Regions from separate parts of the Homo sapiens genome. Here region 1 is linked to region 2. A link is an interaction called in ENCODE POLR2A ChIA-PET data of the cell type or tissue named here. Cell type or tissue: IMR-90. All regions are shown on one strand. Each heading gives the region's core, and the rest is flanking DNA. Links, peaks and the distances in the headings are about the cores only.

Region 1 (6,261 bases), core at 977-5,976, 280 kb after region 2:
CTTTTAAATCCTTTGAATCTTCTAGGGTCTACAGCTCTTTCTTTAGGAAACTTCATATAATTACTGTAAGACATTCTTAATACCTTGGACATGTAAAATTGGTATATTATGAATGCCACTCTGGGGAAACAAATTAGCACCACTGGAAACCTATTTTTTAAGGCTGTGATATAGAAAATATACTGCATTTCTATTCAAGTCGATGTAATTCAGTGAAAATTGCAGGTCAAACCTAAATGAACTTTTGGTTTCTACTTCATCAGTCAGGATTCTGAGTCGGTCCCTTAAATATTGCATGACGTTCTCCTTTGTGTGCGTATGTGTGTTTTTGTTTTTTGATTTTTTTTCTAAAAACATATATTCAAGCCTCTGCTGTTTCTCTGTGATTTTCTGCCTCTTGGGTAACTGCTTTGATTATTTTTATGTGTGCACAGTTAATGACTTCCTGTAAGTCAAGTAAAATTAACTCAAGAGGAAAGAAGATTTCTTTACTTTTGAAATGCTTTTTCTGTTTGTAATTCACTGTTAAAAAAAAAAATTACTGAAATGTGTCACTGAAAAGTTAAAGTTACCTATAATTTCACCTCCAGAGATAAATACTATCAAAAGTATAATGTATATGCTTCCAGACTTTCCGTGTATTTGCAGACATACACGTGCATATGTGTGTGTATGTTCAAACATAAATGGAATTAAGGTACATGCATTCTAGTATGCAACTTGATTTTTCCATTAATAATACATTCCTGCAGCTAATCTTTGAGGAGAGACAAAAGTAGCACACATGGGAAAGTGCAGGAAGGGGTATAATACTATCTAGAAGAACAAATAATTTCAGAAGAGAGAAATCAGTGTAAACTGGACAAACTTCCCAGAGGAGGTGGGACCTACGCAAGACCTTGAAGAAAGGGAATGATTTAAATGACCCTGAAGATGGGGAGGGGTGGCCAGCACAGTAATGGGGGAGTGGCAGGGTGGCAGCAGTACATGGCACATATGACAAAGGGTGACCTAACTAAAAACAAAGAATAAATTTGGTTTTAGTGAGAACAATGTGTGCTGAGGTAGAATGGCCGAGATTATGTCTGTAATTAGAAGTCAGGCATTTGAGCTTAAATTTGATGCAGTGCTTAGTTTAGAGCCATTTGTTTATGAGTCAGAGAAAAGAAAGTGATGTGGGGACACAGGACAGCCTACTACAGTGAATCTTACAATGTACGAGGGCCTTTTCTCCATGTTTTTATTTAAAATACTAGTATGCAGGATAGGTTGGGAGAGGAAAGGTCTGTGAAAGCTAGGAAGCTGTTGCAATACCCCAGGACCAAAATGATGACTTTTGCAGTGGAATAAAAAGAAAGGGTGCTTTACCATGTGTTTTGAGGGAGGCTTACTTAGCTTTTGGGTAAGGAGTCTACCAAATTACAAACTGACCCAGCAAGCAGAATGAGCACTCACTGGGGTACTGGATTGCCTCTGCAACCATCCCAGTAAATCCTTTAACCTTTCTGGACCTCAGCTTCTTTACCTACAGTGAGTTAGAGATATGGTTTCTTCGGCATTTTGTGGTATTTACTGACTTGTTAATATTATCCTTCTGCAAGTGGACCACGTTATACATATATAAACATGCATACACATTTCATAATTTACATGTTGCCGCATTGCTGAATGCTGCTGCCAACCACTCCATTTGAAGTTTTCAAGTTCAACAACCAATGCCTATTGAACATGAGATTGTTGGTAGATTACCATTTTAGTAAAAGGCATTTTGCCTTTTCCATGCAAAAAGGACTCTGCATTTCAATTGTAAGACTTTTAAGAGTAATCAGAATAAGATTAAAAAAAATTTTTTGGCCAGGTGCAGTGGCTCATGCCTGTAATCCCAGCACTTTGGGAGGCCGAGGCAGGAGGATCACTTGAGGCCAGGAATTCAAGACCAGCCTGGGCAATTTTATAGAGATCTCATCTCTATAAAAATAAGAAAACAATTTGCCAGGCCTGATGGCACACACCTGTAGTCCCAGCTACCCAGGAGGCTGAGGCAGGAGGCTCACTTAAACTGGGGAGGTTGAGGCTGAAGTAAGCCATGATGGTGTCACTGCACACCAGCCTGGGTGACAGAGCAAGACCCTGTCTCAAAAAAGAAATGAAAAAAATGTTGAAGTAGAAGTGAGAGCAGATACTCTCATCTTGGTTTGAAAGTTATGCTCTGTGTTTTTGTGTTGCTGAAGAAAGTTAAATGCCATGTGCCTTGAGAAGCTGCCAAGAGATATGCCAGCACATAGCTTCCATAACCTTTAAAAATGCTTCAGTGAGAGCACATGGAATTTAAATGCAACTGCATGCTGCATAAGTAATCCAGCCTTACACCTCAAAGTGGTATAGACAGGGCAAATGATGATTGTCCGTACTGAAAGTATTTTTCAAAGGCACAATCAACTTCACATTAATTGAAATAAAAACTTTTCACTGAAAATTCAGATTAACAAATATGTACCGAGAGTTTGTTGTATTCACGATATTGAACAAACAAATTATACTAGGCACTGTATCTGTAGGGATATTAGCATTTCTGTTTTCATTTAAGTAGGACGCAGAAAGTGAGTTCATCTAGCATAAAAGTCTGCCTTCTCTGTATGTTTTACAATAACAAGAAAATGCTGTAACTTCCCGGTAGTGAGAAAAGCAACTAGTCACCAACTATTCTGTTTTACCTTTTTAAAAAGCTATTTCAATTAAATTTTAAAATACTGTTGAGTATTTGGAAAACTTTAGGAATAATTCTTTCACAAGTAGTTTCTCCACATTTGTGCCTATGTTATAATACTTAGCTATATTGTAATACTAGTAAGATTTAATTTCCTAAAATCCTCTAAGTATGTTGCATATTTTATGAATGTTCAAGAATGCTGTTGATGACACCTAAAGAAACCAGGGAGTGGGTGGAATTGACAGATTAAGCAGAAGACATACTGGACTTGCAGATACAAGAGTATGACTAATCCAAAGATGACCTTACATTCATGTGGCCGTCTGAGATAGGAGAGCATTGTGTAATTTGAGAATGTTCAGTATGAATAAAAGCCATGATAAATCATCTGTGATTATTCAGTGACTTTTATTTCAGAGATTTGTGTTTTCAGTGCCTTTGACAATGATATGATGTCTTTTTTGTTATAGTTTAATGACTATACGGAATAGCCAAAGTAAGTCTTTTAAAATTAAGTTTGCATTGTAATATTTAGTTCAAAAGAAACTAGAGCCTAAAGGGAGTACAACCTTCATTACAAGTAATATGATCTAGAATAGTAACTGTTTTCTGAGAAACTTTGTATACCTTAGAGGTAGGTATTTAGGACCCAAGTTTTACTTCTAGTTTTGCCTCTTTATTAACTGTATGCTTTTAAAGTTTTCCTTTAAGTTCTCTAAATCAGTGTCTTCATTTGTAAAATGAAACTAATAAAACTGCTTACTCTTTATTGAGATGGTTTTACTTTATAAATATTTTAAATATGTAAATAAATATAAATATTTTATAAATTTTATTTTATAAAACCATCTCAAAGAATAAGCAGTTTTATTAGTTTCATTTTAAAAATAAAAAAAATTATGTTCATTTTAAAAATAAAACCATCTCAGTAAAGAGTAAGCATTATTCTGATCATGATGTTTTACTAGGCTTATGATATTGTCCCCTTGAATCTTTTTCCAAAGATTTCTTAAAGGAATAGAAAAGGACTGCCAGTGTATACTTTAGTATGGATCAGAATGGGTGATCTGAATAGAGGCAGAGGAGAAGGTAGAATTAGGGCACCACAGAAAATAAGAGCCACACTTATTTAATATTTGACCACTGTCTTGATTTTTTTAATGGATTTTTGTCTTTAAAACTGCCTTGTCTCCCTGGGATTTGTAAAATTGGATTACAGTTTGATCCTAATTCTTACAGTTTCTGGTCTTAGGCCGGTCAACACGTACTTAAACGCATTTCTTTTGTCCTAGTCCATCCATTCATCTGTCCCTTGATTCAGCTAGTGAGGCCCAGGCAAATCCAAGCAAAGCATTGCCTCAGCACTCTAGAAGAGCAGCACGGTTCCTGTATTTGGAGAACATACAGTTCATGAAAGTTAGATATTTACTCCCTTTCTCAGTATTTAAGATGATAGTGGAAGGACAGGAGAAAATATAATACTCAGATGTTGAATTATTTGGATCATATGGCCAAAATTTGTTCCTTTTTTTTTGTATCTTTGAAACAATTCTGGGGGAAGAGAGGAATAAACAAAAATTAGGTGATAAGCATATCCAAATCATCTTCATCATTGGCCAAAATTTGTTCCATTTTTTTTTTAAACAATTCAGGGGAAGAGAGAGGAATAAACAAAAATTAGGTGATAAGCATATCCAGATCATCTTCATCATCCTCAAATCCAAGTCAGTGCATATATAGCTCAAAGAATCTCTGATTTCATGAACTCCCTTGACTATGCTGTGAATACCATTCATGTGTTATATCATATAATATTCAAGGACATTAGTATTAGTACAGTGCTTCCAGTCTTTCTCACATCATGGCACACATAGAAAATGATAATATTTTTATCACCCACCAAGGTAAATGGACAAGGCAGCTGGTAGCAGATACCAGCCTAGGGGTTCTGCTGCCTCAGCTTCGTTCAGCATCCAGAGAGTGAATGGAATCAGTATCTCTACACACCTGTGATGTGCTTGCACTATCAGATACACTACAGTTTCTACACTCTTCATTAGATTACCCCCAGCTTGTACGTCATTTGCTGACCCAGGGCCTCGCTAATTTCTTTTTCTTAAGAATAGTTTGAGCATGTTAATTGTAGGAGCTACATGACATGTTTTAGTAAGACAATATATGAAATTTAGAGCATCCCAAAGGAAAACATTGGAATAAAAAATTACCATTAGTTGAAGACAGCTTTTTATAATGAAAATAGGCTGACTTAGGAATTGGGAGTCCTGAGCTTGAATTCTAACTTAGTCCACCTTTGACAAATCACTTCTCTGAGCCTCAATTCCCTTTGAATTGAAGAGATTTGAACAAGATAAACTTTAAGCTGCCTTCTATCTCTAAGCCATGATTTTGTATTGTCTATAAGTCTTTGCTGTTGAGTCAGCTGCTTTGCGTGGAGTGTTTCCTGTGTGCTAGGCACTGGATAAATGGCTTCTTATATATACCCTAGGGTCAGATTTGTGGGGCTCCTCAGATCAAAGTTTACTGCTTCGATGCTGGAGGAATTAAAAAAGAACTAGGATGCTTAATGAAGAAAAGAGAATAGGCATTGGAGAGGGTGTCTGAAAGGAATGAAGCTTGCCATAATTTAGTCTTTCACATGTTTATGGATATCTTTGAAATATTGTAGCTGGCAATCCTGGCAACCTTAACCTCTGACGACAAATTTTGCTACCTCTCATTTCTAGAAACACTTATTGCGAATACATCAGCTATGTAAGCATATATGCAGAGGCCAAATCTTGGTTGTCCAACTTGGTGGAAGAAAAAGTTAGTGTTAAGAATCCCTTTAGGAACATTCTTTTTCCATAGTTATCCAAATCTTTTCTGTCCAGCCATTTATTGGTTGGAGGAGGCTACCAAGCTGGAGAGCAGCAGAGATGGTATGTAGGAATCATTAGATAATCATTCTCGATCTAGTTTCATTATGGTGATAGTCATTTGCCCTGTGGAATAAAACAGTCGCATTTGTTCATCCAACAAATGTTTATTGCTTATTTACCATGTGTCAGATATTTTCCTAGGAGCTAGAAATTCAAACGTGAGTAGTTCCTGCTATAGTGAGACACAGACAAACAGATATATATACACAAACATACGTACATAGATACAAATTAACGTTAGTATTATCAGTCTTAGAGAGTTTATTTAAATAAACACATTAACAATTTTTTTTTTTTTGAAACGGAGTCTCCCTCTGTTTCCCAGGGTGGAGTGCAGTGGCGTGATCTTGGCTCACTACAACCTCTGCCTCCCGAGTTCAAGCGATTCTCCTGCCTCAGCCTCCGAGTAGCTGGGACTACAGCCGCATGCAACCACACCCGGCTAATATTTTATATTTTTAGTAGAGATGGGGTTTCACCGTGTTAGCCAGGATGGTCTCAATCTCCTGACCTCATGATCCACCCGCCTCAGCCTTCGAAAGTGCTGGGATTATAGGCATGAGCCACCGTGCCCAGCTGCAACTTTTTTTGTAATGTTCAAAACACATAAAT
Region 2 (6,261 bases), core at 566-5,565:
TGAAATAAAGCAGACCTAAAAGGACAAATGTTATGCGATTCCACTTATATGAGGTACCTAGAATGGTCAAATTCATAGTGACAGAAAGTAGATTACCAGGCGCTAGAGGAGGGGGAATTTGGAGCTTTTGATTAATAGGTGTGGAGTTTCAGCTTGGTATGATAGAAAATTTCTGGTTATGGATAGTGGTGATGTTTGCTCAATAATGTGAATGTACTTAATGTCACTGAATTTTAACCTTAAGAATGGTTACAATAGTAAATTTTATGTTATGAATATTTTACCACACAAAGAAAAGTTCACTTGTATTTTAATTGTTTGGAACTCAGAATACACATTACCTTGGTAATGGTATTATTTAGGGACTTAAATTCCCAGATTAACCAAAATAGATATTCTTGAAAAAACATGTGAAATATCTGAAATACTACACATTTGCAATGAAAAACTTGTAGAAAATATTTATGATCTTACCAATCAAAGCATTACCAATCTTAAAAAATGATTTTTACAAAATCTTTTAATGCTCGAAGGTAAAGCTAGTTTTACTGTGGAAGAGTTTGTAAATAATGAAATGGGAATTTTAGGTGCATTCATAGATATTTAGTAACTGGTTGTATTTATTATGTCAAATTGCAGCTCAAATAATAAGATTTTTCATTTATTTAGTATAGATTTATAAGACATCTATATTATAAGCACATAGAAAACTTTATTCTCAAGAAATTTAACCCTCAGAATGAAAAGTGCTGAAATATTGGAATGGAGAAGGGAATGAACATGTGTATTTTAGAAGATAGGGAAGTAGGAATTAGGTTAATGTGAAAGAGAATGTTGGGTGTGGAAGAGATAGAAGTTTACTGAGGTGTAATAGCAACAGGTAATGAGTTAGAAAATTACATGCAATTAAACTCTAAACAGTGTTAAACAGGTAGAGATGATAGGCAAGAAAATTGGGTAAAATTAGTGTAGAAGGTATTAACCAGGAAGAATTTAGTATTGTGTGGACAGCACCAGTTTTCAGGAAAAGGTAGTGGGGTTGTTTGTTTAAAATGTTCACTTATACAAGAGTACTGTTTTGTGTAAGATTTAAATAATGAAGGAGAGCATAAGATTGGAAAATTTTCCTAAAGCTATTTGGGAAAAATAATGATTTAAAAATGAGATGAATAATGAAATTATTATTAAGGATATAAATAAGGTGTGGCTAATAGGTTTTATCTTTATATGCAGCTCCCCTTGGTTGCTTGAAATGTTTGAGAAGAACTGTGGGAGCGTATCTAGGCTTTAGTAGGAAAAAGATTTGTGATTGGTTGTAATGGCTCCTATAGGTGAATTACGGAGGCCGTGCCATCTCTGATCTAAATGGTAATCAGCCAAAAGCAAAACAGCCAGATGCCATGGCTCATGCCTGTAATCCCAGCACTTTGGGAGGCCAAGGATCACTTGAGCCCAGGAGTTTGAGACCAGCCTGGGCAACATAGTGAGACCCTGTCTCTACAAAAAATAGAAAAAAATTAGCCAGGTGTGGTGGCACATGCCTGTCTTCCCAGCTACCCAGGAGGGCAGATGTGGGAGGATGACTTGAGCCCAGATGTTGAGGCTGCAGTGAGCCATGATCACACCACTGCACTCCAGCCTGGGTGACAGAGTGAGACCTTGTCTCAAATAAAATTAAATGAACAAATAGTAAATTAAAAATATAAAACAGATCGGGTATATTGTAATCTGATACAGGGGAAATACAGGCAACAGTATTAGTGCAAAGAAGGAGAACTGCTCTTTGTAATTCAGAATGATATTTATTGGAAAATTTTTACTTAGTAGTTTAGTATCTTTAATACATATAGGGCTATTCAGATTTTCAAAGTTTTATACCATTTTTGGTAGTGTCTTTCAAGGAGTTTGTCCATCTCATCTCAGTTGTTGAATTTATTGGCATAAAGTAACTCAAAATATTACCCTATTATCATTTCAGTGTTTGTAGAATATATAGTTATGCCTCTTCTTTTACAATCTCTTGTATTAATGAGATTCATAATTTGTGTTCTTTTTCTCATTCTCAGTTAGTTTAACTAGTGATTTATTGATTTTATCAATCTTTTAAAAAGATCAGGTTTAGGTTTGAGTAATTTTTCTGTGTTTTTGGTCTGTTTTCTATTTGATTTTCATTCAAATTTTTATTATTTCTTTTCATTGGCTGACTTTGTTAAGCTGTGCAGTGAGTTTTTTCACTTTGTATATATTTTTTATGCTATAGAAGTTTTCTTAAGATTCTTTTTCATTGTTAGATTTTTTTGTCTGCTCATTTTAAATTCTTGAGCTTGTATATAATACATAGTAGCTTTTTTTTTTTTTTTTTTTTTTTGAGAAGGAGTCTCGCTCTGTTTCCCAGGCTGGAGTGCAGTGGCACGATCTATCTCAACTCATTGCAACCTCTGCCTCCCAGTCTCAAGCAATCCTCCCACCGCAGCCTCCCGACTAGCTGGGATTACAGGTGCACACCACCATGCCCAGCTAATTTTTGTATTTTTAGTAGAGACAGGGTTTCACCATGTTGGTTAGGCTGGTCCTAAATCCTGACCTCAAGTAATCCACACTCCTCGGCCTCCCAAAGTGTTGGGATTACAGGCGTGAGCCACCACGCCCAGCCTTATAATAGCTCTTTTAAAAGCTTTTCCTGCCAAGTTTTGTTATCTATGCCATTTCTGCATCTGTTTCTATTGACTTTTCTTCTGTTTATGGGCCTTATTTTCCTGCTTTTGTGCATGTCTAATAAATTATTTGGTGGTGAGTCATTGTGACTCATGTTTTTGACTTTCTAGATTTTGTTATCTTCCTTCAAGAATGGTGAATTTTGTTTTTCCAGGCAATTTAATTATAGATTAGTTATAGATACACTTGATCTTGTTGAGTTTTTAAAATTTTCTTAGAATTAGTATGGAATACTTTTTACTCTAGGGCCATTATAGTCTACTGCTTTCCAAGAGTCACTATTGAATGCCACTATTGTATTCAGTGATGTCTACACTCTGACTGGTGTGAACTTAAGTGTCTCCCAGCTTGATATGAGCTCTGAGAATGTTCATCTTCAAGCTCCCCTATGGTTGTGTCTTGTGTTGTGAATTTTGTCTTTATGCATTTTCAACTTAGTATTTAGCCAAAGCCTCAAGGGGACATCAGTGGAGACTTCTAAAGTTCTTTCTTGGTGAAATACTATCTCTTCGGTACACTTAGGCACTTCAGTTGCCTCTACCTCTCAAGTTGTTGTCTCTGTCTCTTGAACTTTGGCTTCTATGTTCTATCCCTGTCCTTATTCTGTTTAGAAAGTACCTACACACGAAAGGCTGGATAAGCATAGGGTGTTCTTTATTTTGCTTCTTTCAGTCATTGCTGTTATGCATGGTTTTTGTTTGTTGTGTGAGGCCAGTTATTTCATGTATTTTATCTAGTTTTCTGGTTGTTTACAGCAGAAGACCAAGTCAAGTAAATTTGCTCTGTAGTTTCCACAAGTGGAACTGTCTGGAATGTTATTTAGAATACTGTTGGAATAATGTAATTGATTGGTTTCTTATTAATCATGTTTTATTGGATAGAGTAAAACATAACCACTTTGTGTAGTCCTTCATGACTAGCAATTTGCTTTCTTGCCTTGTGTTCTTTCCTCAAAGGATCCTATGCTTTGTTTTATTCTTCTGGACAAATTTACTTTGCTTTTTCCTAATTATATTCCATTCTCTTTAAACTAGTAGTTTTTATTCTAGTTACCTTTCTTTTTCCCCCTTCCATTTCTGTTAACTCTCTTTCATTGGTCATGTACTTTCTTGGCCACAAACCTCTTTTCTCACTGATGACCTCTCACTCTTGCTGAGACCAGCTTGATCGTGGAGACCCTAACCCAGCAGCTCTAGAGGAATTAAAGACACACACACAAATATAGCGTGTGGAGTGGGAAATCAGGGGACTCACAGCCTTCAGAACTGAGAGCCCCGAACAGAGATTTACCCACATATTTATTGGCCTCAAGCCAGCGATAAACATTGTTTCTATAGATTATAGATTAAAAGTATTCCTTACGGGAAAAAAGGGATGGGCCGAAACAAAGGGATGGGCTCTGGCTAGTTTCCTGCAGCAGAAACATGTCCTTAAGGCACAGATTGCTCATGCCATTATTTGTGGTTTAAGAACGCCTTTAAGTGGTTTTCTGCCCTGGGTGGGCCAGGTATTCCTTGCCCTCATTCTGGTAAACCCACAACCTTCAGCATGGGCATCATGGCCATCATGAACATGTCACAGTGTTGCAGAGATTTTGTTTATGGCCAGTTTTGGGGCCAGCTTATGGCAAGATTTGGGGGGGGGCCTGTTCCCAACATGTCCCCCTTTTTTGTTTCACAAAGTGATAAAAACAAAGGCAGCTTTGTCACGGTGAGCTACTTCTCGCAGGAGTCGGGATCTGCATCTGCAGACTATACAAAGACAAATAACACAGATTAAAAGCACAATCATCATTGAAATCACCCAGCTTCCAAGTGTTTTTATCCTTTTTAATGGGTTACTAGCTGCTAATCTGTCTGCAGCTCCTTCAAGCACTCCAGTTCCTAGCATTAAGGTCAGGTGTGCCTGGGATGCTTTAAATATTTGTTCTTTTAATTTTGCAATATCCAAAGACAAGTTTGTAGAGTGTCCTTCTAGATGTTTTTTTATTCTTTCCATTAATAGTTTCCACAAATCCTTATGTTAAGCTCCTACAGCAGGCATATCATCTGAGGTTGAGGTGCCTCTATACCACCATGTTTCCAAATAATAGGAACTTGCCGTATTTTTTACTGTTTCTACCATCTGATTGTTTTGTTTGGACCAGCTGAACATAGTGTGGCCATGGCACGCAGACTGAGAGGTGTAATTCAAATTAAACATCCCCTTAGGGGACCAATCAATGATTCCATAGGAATCGCTGCGCAGCACCTCTGCCTGTTCTGTAATGCAATCTTCCCAAACAAGTAAGTTCATTATTTCTGGCCAGGTCCAATTCTGTTTACAGATAGGTTTTTGAGGGCGGTACGCCTAATTATAGGAGCAGATTTATTATGGTAAATACTGAGACCAGAAAGCATGTGTATATGTGTCATAGAGTGATTACATCCAGGCATTATTGCCAGCCAAGATTGATAAATATGCCCAATAAGAATAATTGTTCTCTGTGTCAGCCGTTGTTGAAGGAATACTCACGGCAGTAGTGACCACCGCTATCATAGCTATCATTAAATTACTCGTTGTGACAGGTTGTCCGCTTTCCTCAGGTTTTCTTCCACCATCTGTGACAGCTGGGGTCCTCCTCAGCATCAGTGTCAACATGGCTGCAACTGGGGGGTCCTCGCAATCCTGCTAGAATGTCTTCTTTGGCATCTGGCTCATGATAAGGTTTCAGGTGTCTTGATGGTATCCAAATTGGCTGCTGGTTTTGGCCTGGAGAAAGACAAGCATAACCTCTACCCCAAGTTATTATTTTACCTATTTCCCAACTTTTTGTTATCGGATCTCTCCACCAAACCAGTTGTTCTGCTTCTGTCTTTGCAGCTGGTTTCTGTAGATGCTCTTCAGCTGCTGATAGCATCTGGCCTTTAGGCAGGCTCAAAAAATTTGAAGTCAATAATGCTAGATTAAGTTGCATATGGGGTGTTCCATAGTCCCTGTTTCCCCCTTTGTGCTTTTGCAATTGTTGTTTTAGGGAGAGATTCATTCGTTCTACAATGGCTTGTCCTTGAGAATTATATGGGATGCCAGTAATGTGTTTAATATTCCGTATAGAGAAAAATGTAGCTAGAGCTTTGCTAGTATAGCCTGGGGCATCATCTGTTTTAATAGAAGCTGTAATGCCTATCACTGTAAAACACTGCAAAAGGTGATGTTTAACACAGGCAGAAGACTCTCCTGATTGGCATGTAGCCCAAAGTGAGAAAAGGTGTCCACACATACACGTACACAAGCTAGTCTCCCAAACGAGGGAACATGTGTGATGTCCATTTGCCAAAGAGAATTAGATTCCAGTCCTCGAGGATTAACTCCTCCTGTAAAAGATGAGGAATGCACCATTTGGCAAGTTGGGCATCACTGGATAATAGCTTTAGCTTCTTTCCAGGTAATGCTGTATCTGCGCTTGAGACCAGAGGCATTAACATGGGTTAAATTGTGAAAGTGTGTAGCATTAGATACTGCAGTAGCAACTAGGCAATCAGCCATTTGATTCCCTTCAGTTAAAGG

Evidence for each region. ChIA-PET counts read pairs that join two places held together with the same protein. Peaks named below come from ENCODE experiments on the same cell type or tissue, not always from the same donor. Only the 100,000 strongest peaks of a DNase experiment are listed, where the experiment ranks them.
Region 1: POLR2A ChIA-PET joins it to region 2 with 5 read pairs; 3 of 35 experiments call an interaction of 5 or more read pairs at or near these places.

Annotation. Positions count from the first base shown.
Region 1 is chr6:44,963,684-44,969,944 of GRCh38, reverse strand. The region is part of intron 6 of SUPT3H (SPT3 homolog, SAGA and STAGA complex component); the gene reads left to right. Among named protein-coding and RNA genes, the nearest start is that of MIR586, 230 kb to the left of the region's middle. RefSeq lists a silencer at 5,006-5,206. In IMR-90, for the core only: no CTCF peak of the experiment used is centred there; a DNase peak (open chromatin) is centred at 3,004.
Region 2 is chr6:45,239,305-45,245,565 of GRCh38, reverse strand. All of the region lies in intron 2 of SUPT3H (SPT3 homolog, SAGA and STAGA complex component), which reads left to right. Among named protein-coding and RNA genes, the nearest start is that of MIR586, 45 kb to the right of the region's middle. In IMR-90, for the core only: no CTCF peak of the experiment used is centred there; no DNase peak of the experiment used is centred there.